Linked DNA regions of Homo sapiens: region 2 is linked to region 1. Evidence: chromatin contacts called from ENCODE Hi-C or POLR2A ChIA-PET data. All regions are on one chromosome and are shown on one strand. Each heading gives the region's core, a stretch centred on a gene start or an enhancer-like site at or near the end of the contact. The rest is flanking DNA. Distances are from core to core; before and after follow the strand shown. Region 1 overlaps KLF9-DT (KLF9 divergent transcript). Region 2 overlaps KLF9-DT (KLF9 divergent transcript).

Evidence for each region. A loop is a pair of places that touch in the nucleus more often than their neighbours do. ChIA-PET counts read pairs that join two places held with the same protein, here RNA polymerase II (POLR2A). Pooled maps may share reads with other maps.
Region 2: a loop to region 1 is called in a map of heart right ventricle, with 3 times the contacts of the local background. The contact joins two enhancer-like sites. A Hi-C loop is called at or near these places in 91 of 168 maps with a recorded cell type or tissue (B cell, CD14-positive monocyte, CD4-positive, alpha-beta T cell and 55 more), 14 of 37 single-sample maps with no recorded cell type and 45 of 50 pooled maps. POLR2A ChIA-PET finds 5 or more read pairs at or near these places in 24 of 52 experiments (A549, A673, AG04449 and 18 more).

The regions. Positions count from the first base shown.
Region 1 is chr9:70,437,138-70,442,042 of GRCh38, forward strand. The region is part of intron 1 of KLF9-DT (KLF9 divergent transcript); the gene reads left to right. Among named protein-coding and RNA genes, the nearest start is that of KLF9, 25 kb to the left of the region's middle. RefSeq lists an enhancer at 1,436-1,730. Within about 2 kb of position 1,599, at least 14 of the 41 ENCODE cell types and tissues checked have a DNase peak (open chromatin) inside an H3K27ac peak, as active enhancers do; they include adrenal gland, ascending aorta, dorsolateral prefrontal cortex and 5 more, where a contact is called at or near this core.
Region 2 is chr9:70,481,782-70,486,800 of GRCh38, forward strand. The region is part of intron 3 of KLF9-DT (KLF9 divergent transcript); the gene reads left to right. Among named protein-coding and RNA genes, the nearest start is that of KLF9, 70 kb to the left of the region's middle. RefSeq lists an enhancer at 3,592-3,898. Within about 2 kb of position 3,718, at least 21 of the 41 ENCODE cell types and tissues checked have a DNase peak (open chromatin) inside an H3K27ac peak, as active enhancers do; they include adrenal gland, ascending aorta, dorsolateral prefrontal cortex and 5 more, where a contact is called at or near this core.

The sequences.
Region 1 (4,905 bases), core at 349-2,848:
AAGTTTATGCCAGTTTGAACTCCTCTGCAGTGTATGGAGTTGCCTAAGAAACCATAACCATTAAGTATGATGTTGGCTGTAGGTTTTTGTAGATATCCTTTATCAGATTGAGAAAGTACCCTTCTATTTCTAATTTGTTGAGAGTTTTTACTAAGAATTTTTGACAAGTGCTTTTTCCATGGAGATAATCATACTTTTTGGGGGGCTTTTATTCTGTTAATGTAGTGAATTATATTAATGATTTATTATTTTCTTTTCTTTATATTTTAGAGACAGGGTCTCGCTCTGTTACCCAGGCTAGAGTACAGTGACATGGTCATAGCTCGCTGTAACCTCAAACTCCTGGGCTCAAATGATCCTCCTACTTCAGCCTCTCAAAGTTCTGGGATTACAGGCATAAGCCACTATACCCAGCCTTAATTTATTTTTGGAGTTGTTTTTTTTTGTTTTTTGTTTTTTTTTTTTGTGAGTCAGGGTCTCACTCTGCTACACAGGCTGGAGTGCAGTAGTGCACTCCGGCTCACTGCAGGCTTGACCTCCTGGGGCTCAAGCCGTCCTCCCACCTCAGCCTCCGTAGTAGCTGGGACTACAGGTGTGTGCCACCACATCTGGCTAATTTTTGTATTTTTAGTAGAGATGAGGTTTCAGTATGTTGGTCAGGCTGGTCTTGAACCCCTGACCTCAGGTGATCTGCCTGCCTCGGCCTCCCAAAGTACTGGGATTACAAGGATGAGCCACCGTGCCTGGTCCTAGCCACTTATTTTTGAATTTTTGAAAATTAATAATTAATTGTATTTATTTATTTTTGTTTTTATTTTTGAGATGGAGTCTTGCTCTGTTGCCCACGCTGGAGTGCAGTGGCATGATCTCAGCTTACTGCAACCTCTGCCTCCTGGGTTCAAGCTATTCTCCTGCCTCAGCCTCCTGAGTAACTGGGATTACAGGTACCTGCCACCATGCCCGGCTAATTTTTGTAGTTTTAGTAGAGACAGGGTTTCGCCATGCTGACCAGGCTGGTCTCGAATTCCTGACCTCAGGTGATCTGCCCACCTTGGCCTCCCAAAGTGCTGGGATTACAGGTAGGAGCCACCGTGCCCTGCCTAGAATGCACTTCTTGACAATCCATTTCTTTGGATTAAAGCATAGAGCCTGGGCTGGGTGGCGGAGGTTGGAGTGAGACAAGATTGTGCCATTGCACTCCAGCCTGGGCAACAAGTGTGAAACTGTCTCAAAAAAAAAAAAAAAAAAAAAAAGCATACAGCCTGTAGGTGATTTTCTATAATTACATGTAAAGGAAGCAATTCATTCATTCATTCATTCTTCAACAGATTGGGTCTCCCCGCTGTGTCAGCATTGGGCTTGGCACTGTGGATATAATGGTGAACAGAGCACACATAAGCCCTGCCTTCCCAGATCCCATAGTCTACAAGGAGAGGAAAATAACCAATTGCAGTAATTGTGATTAGGGCTGTGACAGGAGAATGCAAGGGTGCTGGGAGGAAAACATAACATCTTGTCAGAGGATCAGGGAGAACTTGAGAGCTAAGCTGAGGAGGAGTTAGCTAAGCAAGCAGGGGAAATGGGCGGGGGATGGATGTTCCAGGAAGAGGGAACAGCAAGTACAAAGTTCCTGAGGTGAGAGATTATGCTGCATGTAAGGAACTGAAGGAAGTGACTCACAGGAAGGCAGCCGTAGAGAGAGGGGAGGCTGGGAAGGAAGGTTCTGGGTAGAACTTATGGGGCTTTGAATACCCATATTTGTGACTTTTATCCAAGGGCAACAGCAAGCCATGTGGGTCTTTAGTCAGGAAAAAGATGTAAGATTAATATCTTACTTATTTTTAGACAGAGTCTTGCTCTGTCACCCAGGCTGGAGTATAGTGGCACAATTTTAGCTCACTGCAGCCTCCAACTCCTGGGCTCAAGCGATCCTTTTGCCTCAGCCTCCCTAGTAGCTGGGACTATAGGCAAGCACCACCACACCTGGCTAATTTTTTTTGTAGAGACGAGATCTCACTATGTTGCCCAGGCTGATCTTGAACTCCTGATCTCAAGAGATCTTCCCACCCCAGCCTCCCAAAGTGCTGGAATTACAGGCTTGAGCCACTGTACCCAGCCAAAATCTGTGTTTAGAAATACCTCTCTGTCTGTAAGCTGAATTGAAGGGCACCAAGGAGCAGAGATAAGAGTCCAAAACAGAGATGGAAGTAGCTCGGAATAGGAGAATGGCAAAAAGATGGACGAAGCATGGGAATCCGATTTGGTGGATAAGGGCAAGGGAAGGGATGAGGATGACTCCTGGGTTTCTGGCTTGGACAATGGTGGAAATCACAAATCTATAGGTGAGGAGGAAGAATTGGGTTTGGAGGAGTTGAGTTTGAGATCTCTGTGGGACCATCACGTAGAGTTGCCTAGTAGAGAGTTGGATAATTATTAGCCACTAACTGTTCACCTAAAGTTACTTTATTGCAGGTTAGCAGCCTAGCTAACTTACAGAGTCCTAAAGGAATAAGATATAAGTATTTTTACTGAAAGAGAGGGGACTAAGCAAAAGCCTTGAACCATCTCCCGCTACCCCGAATTCATATGCCCACTTGAAGTCCATCCTCCTGGTTGCAGGAGATGTTTCTCCCTGTTTTGTTAGTATAGCATTTGTGTCATTGCTTCTTAAGTTTCCTTTTTCCTATCATTTTCTCCTATTAGATTTTGCGTTCCAGGTAGGATATGTGTTCAATTCATCTTTGCATTTCCAGAGCCTCATAGGCTGCCCTGAACATAGTGTATTCATCTCCCACCAAATGACTTTAATTTGTGCATTATAATTCTGCTACCAAGTCAAAAGCTGTTACATAAAAATAAAAACAGCTCTATTCATTTTAATGGGAAAAACTGTGCTCTATCCCACTCCAAGATACCAGTTTTCACAGACAGAAAAATAAATCAATAGAAGAATGAAAAAATTTAATAAACAACAGTTGGAAAGTTAAATATAGGCTGGTTGCAGTGGCGTGTGCCTGTATTCTCAGCTGCCTGGGAGACTGAGGTGGGAGGATCCCTTAAGCCGAGGGTTTGCTCAAGACCATCCTGGGCAGCATAGTGAGACTCTGTCTCAAAAAAGAAAGTTAAATATAGTTTATACATAAAAGGTAACATATTAAACGTTTATTGTACTTACTCTTTTTTTCTTCTTTTTCAATTTCTCAACCTTTGGGTTACTTTTGCACCATACTGAACTAAAAATAAAATTATAGCACAGAAAAATATCTCTAGGGCAACATAAAGCTAGAGGTGTGAGTGCTTTGAAATATATGGAAACAATGCCTGTTCCCAGCAGATCAAAGAGCCATAGATGACGCTGCCTCGCAGTCCTTTCATTGGGCATATGTACACACAAGAAGACATCTTGAGTTTAACATCTTGAGTTTAACCTAACATGACTCACAACTTAAATTTATTCCAAATAGTATTTTCTAAAATAAACAATTGTGTCAAAGAAAAAAAAAAGGTGAGTGGGTTTTTGCTTGAAATCCCAATGAAGAAATATTACTTCTGTTCATTGTTTATATAATGAGTTTTTGAGTAAAAAGACTGTTAACTAAAATAAAAAAGGGAAGGGAAGGAAGGAAAGGGAAGGGGAGGAAGGAAAGGGAAGGGGAAGAAGGAAGAAAAGGAAAGAAAATCACAAAATGGCATATCTTTTGGAGAGCTTTTATGGTGAAAAATTGCTAACATGTAAGAGAAAATATAAAGATGAGTAAATCCATGAAACAGTAACAGGCTAGGAATAACAAAACAAAAAAAGATGAGTGAATGATTTGGTAAATGAATGAATGCTCAGTAGGGCTCCCTGTCAATAGGAAATTTTGTTCTGTTAGAGAAGGCTTAGAGCTCTGGGAAGCATGTAATGTTGGCGATGATGAATACCAAAAGGAGGCCGAGGCAGGTGGATCACCTGAGTTCAGGGAGGCTGAGGCAGGAGAATCCCTTGAACCTGGGAGGCGGAGGTTGCAAGTGAGCCGAGGTTGTGCCACTGTACTCCAGCCTGGGCAACGGAGCACAGCTCCATGTCAAAACAAAACAAAACAAAGAAACAGGGTCTCACTATGTTACCCAGGCTGGTCTGGAACTCCTGGGCTCAAGTGACCTGCCCACCTTGGCCTCCCAAAGTGTTGGGATTACAGGCGTGAGCCATGGTGCCTGGTCCAAAATGGACATTCTCATTCCACCTTTTAGTCTTGTATTTTAACTCATTCATTTATGATGATTCCTCTCTAACTTTTGCACCAAAATATCCCAACAGTCCAGAGGAGTGAACTTGTGAGATTCTAAGGGCTGAACTCAAAGGAAAACAGCAATTTTTTTTCTCATTTCTTTGAAGAGTGGTGCTTTATTATAAAAATTCATATGGCTTTAGTATTCTATCTGCATTTGTTTTAATATAAAAATAATTTTCTTCTTATCAAAATTTAATTGTAAAATTGTCACCCCAGGAAGACTTGGTGGATAGTATTTATCTGGTAGCTTTTCATGTAGCTCCCACCCCATTGCTGCTACATTACCACATATTCCTAATTTGGGATGCATATCCTTGTGAGTTGAAAGGTAAATCAATATTTGAATGTTTTTTTAACATTTTAAACATGTATTTACTTACCAGTAGTTCTGTTCCTCTTTCTTTGACTGGAAACCTCAGGGAAGGGTGATTCTACCAGACAAAGGGATCATTAAGCAGTGGGTCACTGAGGTCAACCCTGTGATGGTAACTGGCCACCACCACTTCAATGGTCAGGCACATAATTAGTGGCAAAGCTGAACAAATGTCCCCCACTTAAGGAGGACATGTGGGCCAACAATGAATGTTTGCAGCCCTACAAAATAGAGGTTTTGAGTCAACTTCTGGCATAT
Region 2 (5,019 bases), core at 2,468-4,967, 47 kb after region 1:
GTGAGCTGTGGATCTGAAGTGTGAGGTGTGGGTTTGAGTCTCCTTCTACTTAGGGGTGCTCCTGTGATACAGGGAAAGTCACATCTTCCGAGCTTGATTGGTGAAAGGAGCATAAGGCTTGTCTTGTATACTTGCAGAGTCATCCGTAAGTGTCCAGTGTTATGCTGTTGCACCAATGAGAGATTTTTCTCCTAAATTCTCAGTTCTACCACCTGCTTCATAGTTTGGGGCTGCTGTCTTATGGTTTTTGCTGACTGCTGGTAATAAGGAAATCTCTAGAAAGGAGTCCTTACTCTGAGATGGGGCTAGTTCCCAGAGATTCCCTGTGACTTTTTTCTTTTTCTTTTTTTTTTTTTGGGATGGAGTCTCACTCTGTCGCCCAGGCTGGAGTGCAGTGGCACGATCTTGGCTCACTGCAAGCTTCGCCTCCCAGGTTCGCACCATTCTCCTGCCTCAGCCTCCCGAGTAGCTGGGACTACAGGCGCCCACCACCATGCCTGGCTAATTTTTTGTATTTTTAGTAGAGGGTTTCACTGTGTTAGCCAGGATGGTCTCGATCTCCTGACCTCGTGATCCACCTGCCTCAGCCTCCCCCTGTGACTTTTGTTGTTGAAAAGTCACGTGTCAACATGCCATCAGAATATTAAATAGTTCATTCATTCTATAAATGCCCCCCTGAATGCTTGCTATGTTTAAGTTGGTGACTGGAATCTAGGGGTTGAGAGATGAGTAAGATATGTTGACTGCCTTCAAAGACTTTATTGTCCAGTGGGAGAGGCAGAAATACATACTCACACACATGATCCATAACATAGTATTTAAAATGCAAATGACATCTGGGCATGGTGGCTCACATCTGTAATCCCAGCACTTTAGGAGGCTGAGATGGGAGAATCACTTGAGCCTAGGAGTTCCAGACCAGCCTGGGGCAACATAGTGAGACCCCCATCTCTACAAAAAATAAAAAATATAATATTTATAATACAAAGGAGGTTGATACATGCTCAGTAGAGATACACATAATAAACTCTGATGGTAGAGGAACAGGATGAGGATTCTGATACGAAGTTGAGGCAAGAGTAAGCTAACAGTAAAGAAAGGAATTATAGTCTTTGTCGTTAATAGAATTGCATGGTATATTTGGGTAATGATAAGTAGTTCTTGTGGCTGAATGGTTGGTAGAGTTATGTGGGAAGAAGCAAAAAAAAAAAAATAGATTGAGCCTAGATCAGGGATACCCACGTCCCCCTGTTGTGCCCCTTGCTAACCTTTCTTCCTGAATTTGAATGAAGCCTCAGAATTCTTCTCAACATAGTTCTCAATGAATCAGTTGGGATTGGCACTTGGGATGGAATCATTTGTCATTCCTGACTTGGGAGTTAAATCCCATGCTTACATATTTTATTTATTTTGGTTATTCTTGGGAGTTATTGCATGTTATTAAGACCAGAATGATATGAGAGAATGACACGATTCAGTCTGTTTTGGTGAGGTAGCTGATGGCCATGGGAAGGATCCATGGGAAAGGTGAGAGGCTGGAAACAGGGAGACCACTAAGAAGATATACAAATCATCTGAAATAGTACGAGTGGGAGGGAAAAGTAGACTGGACAGATGAGGCACTGGGACAGATAAATGACTCAACTCAGCAATGACAGAGGGAGAAAGAAAACTTGACCATAACTGAATTTTCTCACCTGGGTGACTGGATATGGTTTGGATATCCAAACCGTATCTGCCCAAATCTCATGTCGAAATGTAATCCCCAGTGTTGGAGGTGGGTCCTGGTGGGAGGCAATTGGATCATGGGGTCGGATTTCTCAGGAATGGTTTAGTACGATCCTCTTGGTACGGTCTTCACAATAATGAGTGAGTCCTCACGAGATCTGGTCATTTAAAAGTGTGTGGCACCTCTTCCCTCTCTCTGGCACCCGCTCTGGCCGTGTGATGTGCCTGCTTCCCTTTTGCCTTCCACCATGATTGTTTAAGCTTCCTGAGGCTTTCCCAGAAGCCGAGCAGATGCCAGCATCATGTTTCCTGTACAGCCTGAAGAACTGTGAGCCAGTTAAACCTTTTATCTTTATAAATTGCCCAGTCTCAGGTATTTCTTTATAGCAGTGCAAGAACAGCCTAATACAGTGACTGCTAGGAGAGAGGAGCCAAGAGAAGGAATACAGGACCAGGGTCTTTTACTTCTCTTTTTATAAAGGGAAAATAATGAGTTGGGTTTCAGACAGGTTGAATTTGAGGGGTCTATGGGACATCCATGGGGAGAATTCTAGCCATCATTTGGAAATACATATCTGGAGTTAAAAGCCAAAGAGGTAGTTCAGGATTCAGTCACACAGAGGAACCAATGGAAGCCTTGGGAGTAAATGCTATCACCTAGGATGAGAGCCACACAGGGCATTTATAGGCCTGAAAAAGGACAGCCAGGTTAGACCTTGAGAGGTGCCTAATGAACACCAGAGGAAGAGAATCTGAAAACAATTCCTAACAATGTGGAGTGTCGTTAGTTAAATCCAGACCTCTACTTCTGTGTCTGATTCTTCTTTAACATAGAGCAATGACTCACCTCAATGTGGCCTGTTGGTGTTTGAGAATGAACAACACAGGTAGCTTTCTCCTGTACATCATTTATGGGAGTGTTTCTCAAGATCTCCTGATAGTTGACCATGACTCACAGTGAGAAATATACTTTATTTTGGGACCAACAACATACATGTCTATATAATTATTTAAAGCAAAGGGCTTCATGAAACAATATCTACCTGTATCTTCTGAAATTAATGCAGATATGTTCTGTTTTATTTTATTAAAAAAATGCTAGTCGGGTCCCACTAAGTTGGTATCACAACCACTAATGTGTTTCAAACCCGTAGTTTGAAAGACACTGGGTTGAGGGACTGTGGTTTCTGGAAGTCCACTCTCCCTCTAGTGGTCGATATCTTTCAGGACAGACTCAGCTCAGCCTGAGGATCAGTGGAGAGGACTTAACCCCATCTCCAAAGGCCTCCCTTATGTGTTGGGATTTTTAGCTTTGGGAGGAAGTTTAGGTGAGTCCTACCAACAGGTTTACTTGTGATGTTCCCAGATGCAAATAATAATAATAGACTTTTATTGAGTCAGGCCCATTATATACATTATTAACACAATTAGTTTTAATACTAAGCCTCTGAGGGAAGTTCAATTATACTTTCTTTTTGCGGATGAGAAATAGCAAGGCTAAGAGAAAGAACTTGCCCACGATCACACAGCCAGTAAACGGTGATGCTGACATTCAAACTCAATCAGTTGGTTTGCAGAATCCAGTGCTTAATGCTATTCAGAAAACGTTCTGAAGAGTTGGACAGTGAGCTGTATCTTCCTTGGTTCACCCATGCTTCTGTGCCATGCCTTGCTAAGAGACTTCTGTGTCATTTAGCAAGGCGTAGTCTTTGCACCGTATGCTTTAGACCCTCTCTATGTGTAGCTTCCTCAAGTTTGAAGTTTCTTGGATAATCAAATATCTGACATGCTATCATGTCAGGAGCCAGGACAGGCAGGAGAGAGAAAGAGTAATGGGCAGGCAGGGGCTGCTGAAAGGGCCTCTGAAGCTGGGCTGGAAAAGGCAGTCTGAAGGGATGGAGTTTAGACCCTCATTATCTCCACCTGGCAGCAGCTTCCCCACTGACACCCTGCCTCCGTGCTCACCCCTAAGAGTCCAGCCCCCTCCGTGTCTCCGCCAGGCTTATCTGTGCAAAGCAGCACTGTCATCATCACTCTCCTACTTCATGCTTCCTGCTGACACTGCAGCCTCATCTTGTCCCAAACTGAACTCTTCTCTCTTCCTTCAGTGCCAGCTTTTCCTTTCTGCCCCCTCCCAGCATCTACAGGATACAGTTCTGGGTCCTCAGATGGCCACCCCAGACTCATGGTGGGCCCTCCTACCTTCCTCCACTCCTCTCCCATTATTTGCCCACGTGAAGCCCAGCCTGGCAAGTTTTCTCTCTGTCCCTGGATTCATGGTACTTGTCTGATCTCAGTGCTATGCCCACATTGTGACTTTTCATGGAACGCATTCCCCTCCCCTTTTCTCCCCATCCTTCAAGACCCAGTTCAGGCCTTACCTCTTCCCTATGGCATCCCCTCATTCCTTCCTTTATTTTTGCATCTTTGCTTTTATAGTTTACATTGATCATATCACCAAATACTGTGGAATATTTAAATAGTTCATGTTTTATGCTCTCAACTAGATTCATTCATTGATTCATTTTAAAACTATTTATTCAATTGCCTATTAAGTTTTGGGCACAGGAAATTTAAGGAGAGTGAGGGTAAGAATAGGTGTCATAACTCCAGGATCCACAAAGTGGGCCAGCACCGTCAAGGCAGTGGAGAGCTGTTGTTTTTAACCCTTTATTTCCATTCTCCTGGGAAAACACCCTGATTTTCTTTTGGTTACTCTATTCTAAGTCTTAGTCCTTGTGGTATGAGCAGCGCTGACCTTTCCTCCTTGAATGAGAAGTGGGCATGAGGCCGAGGCCTGGCCCATGAGAGAACTGCATTCCCTGGTCACAGATGTTGGTTCACAGATGAGTCTGTGACTGTGGCTAGGCCAGTGAGAACTAGCCCTGGGCTCTTGCTAGAACTGCCTGGGCTGTTAAGCTGGTAGGATGTGATCCTGGAGCTCTGGCAATTATTATTCTTATTTTATTTTTTTGACACAGGGTCTCATCTGTTGTCCAGGCTGGAGTGCAGTGGTGCGGATCTCAGACCACTATAACCTCTGCCTCCCAGGCTCAAGTGATTCTCATGCCTCAGCCTCCTGAGTAGCTGAGATTACAGGTACATATCACCACACCCGGCTGATTTTTAAATTTTTAATAGAGATGGGAGTTTCATGTTGGCCAGGCTGATCTCAAACTCCTGACCTCAAGTGATTCACCTGTCTCGGCTTCCCAAAGTGCTGGGATTACAGGTGTGAGCCACTGTACCCAGTCTCTGGCAATTATTATTACCACCACTGGGAGAGGGCCT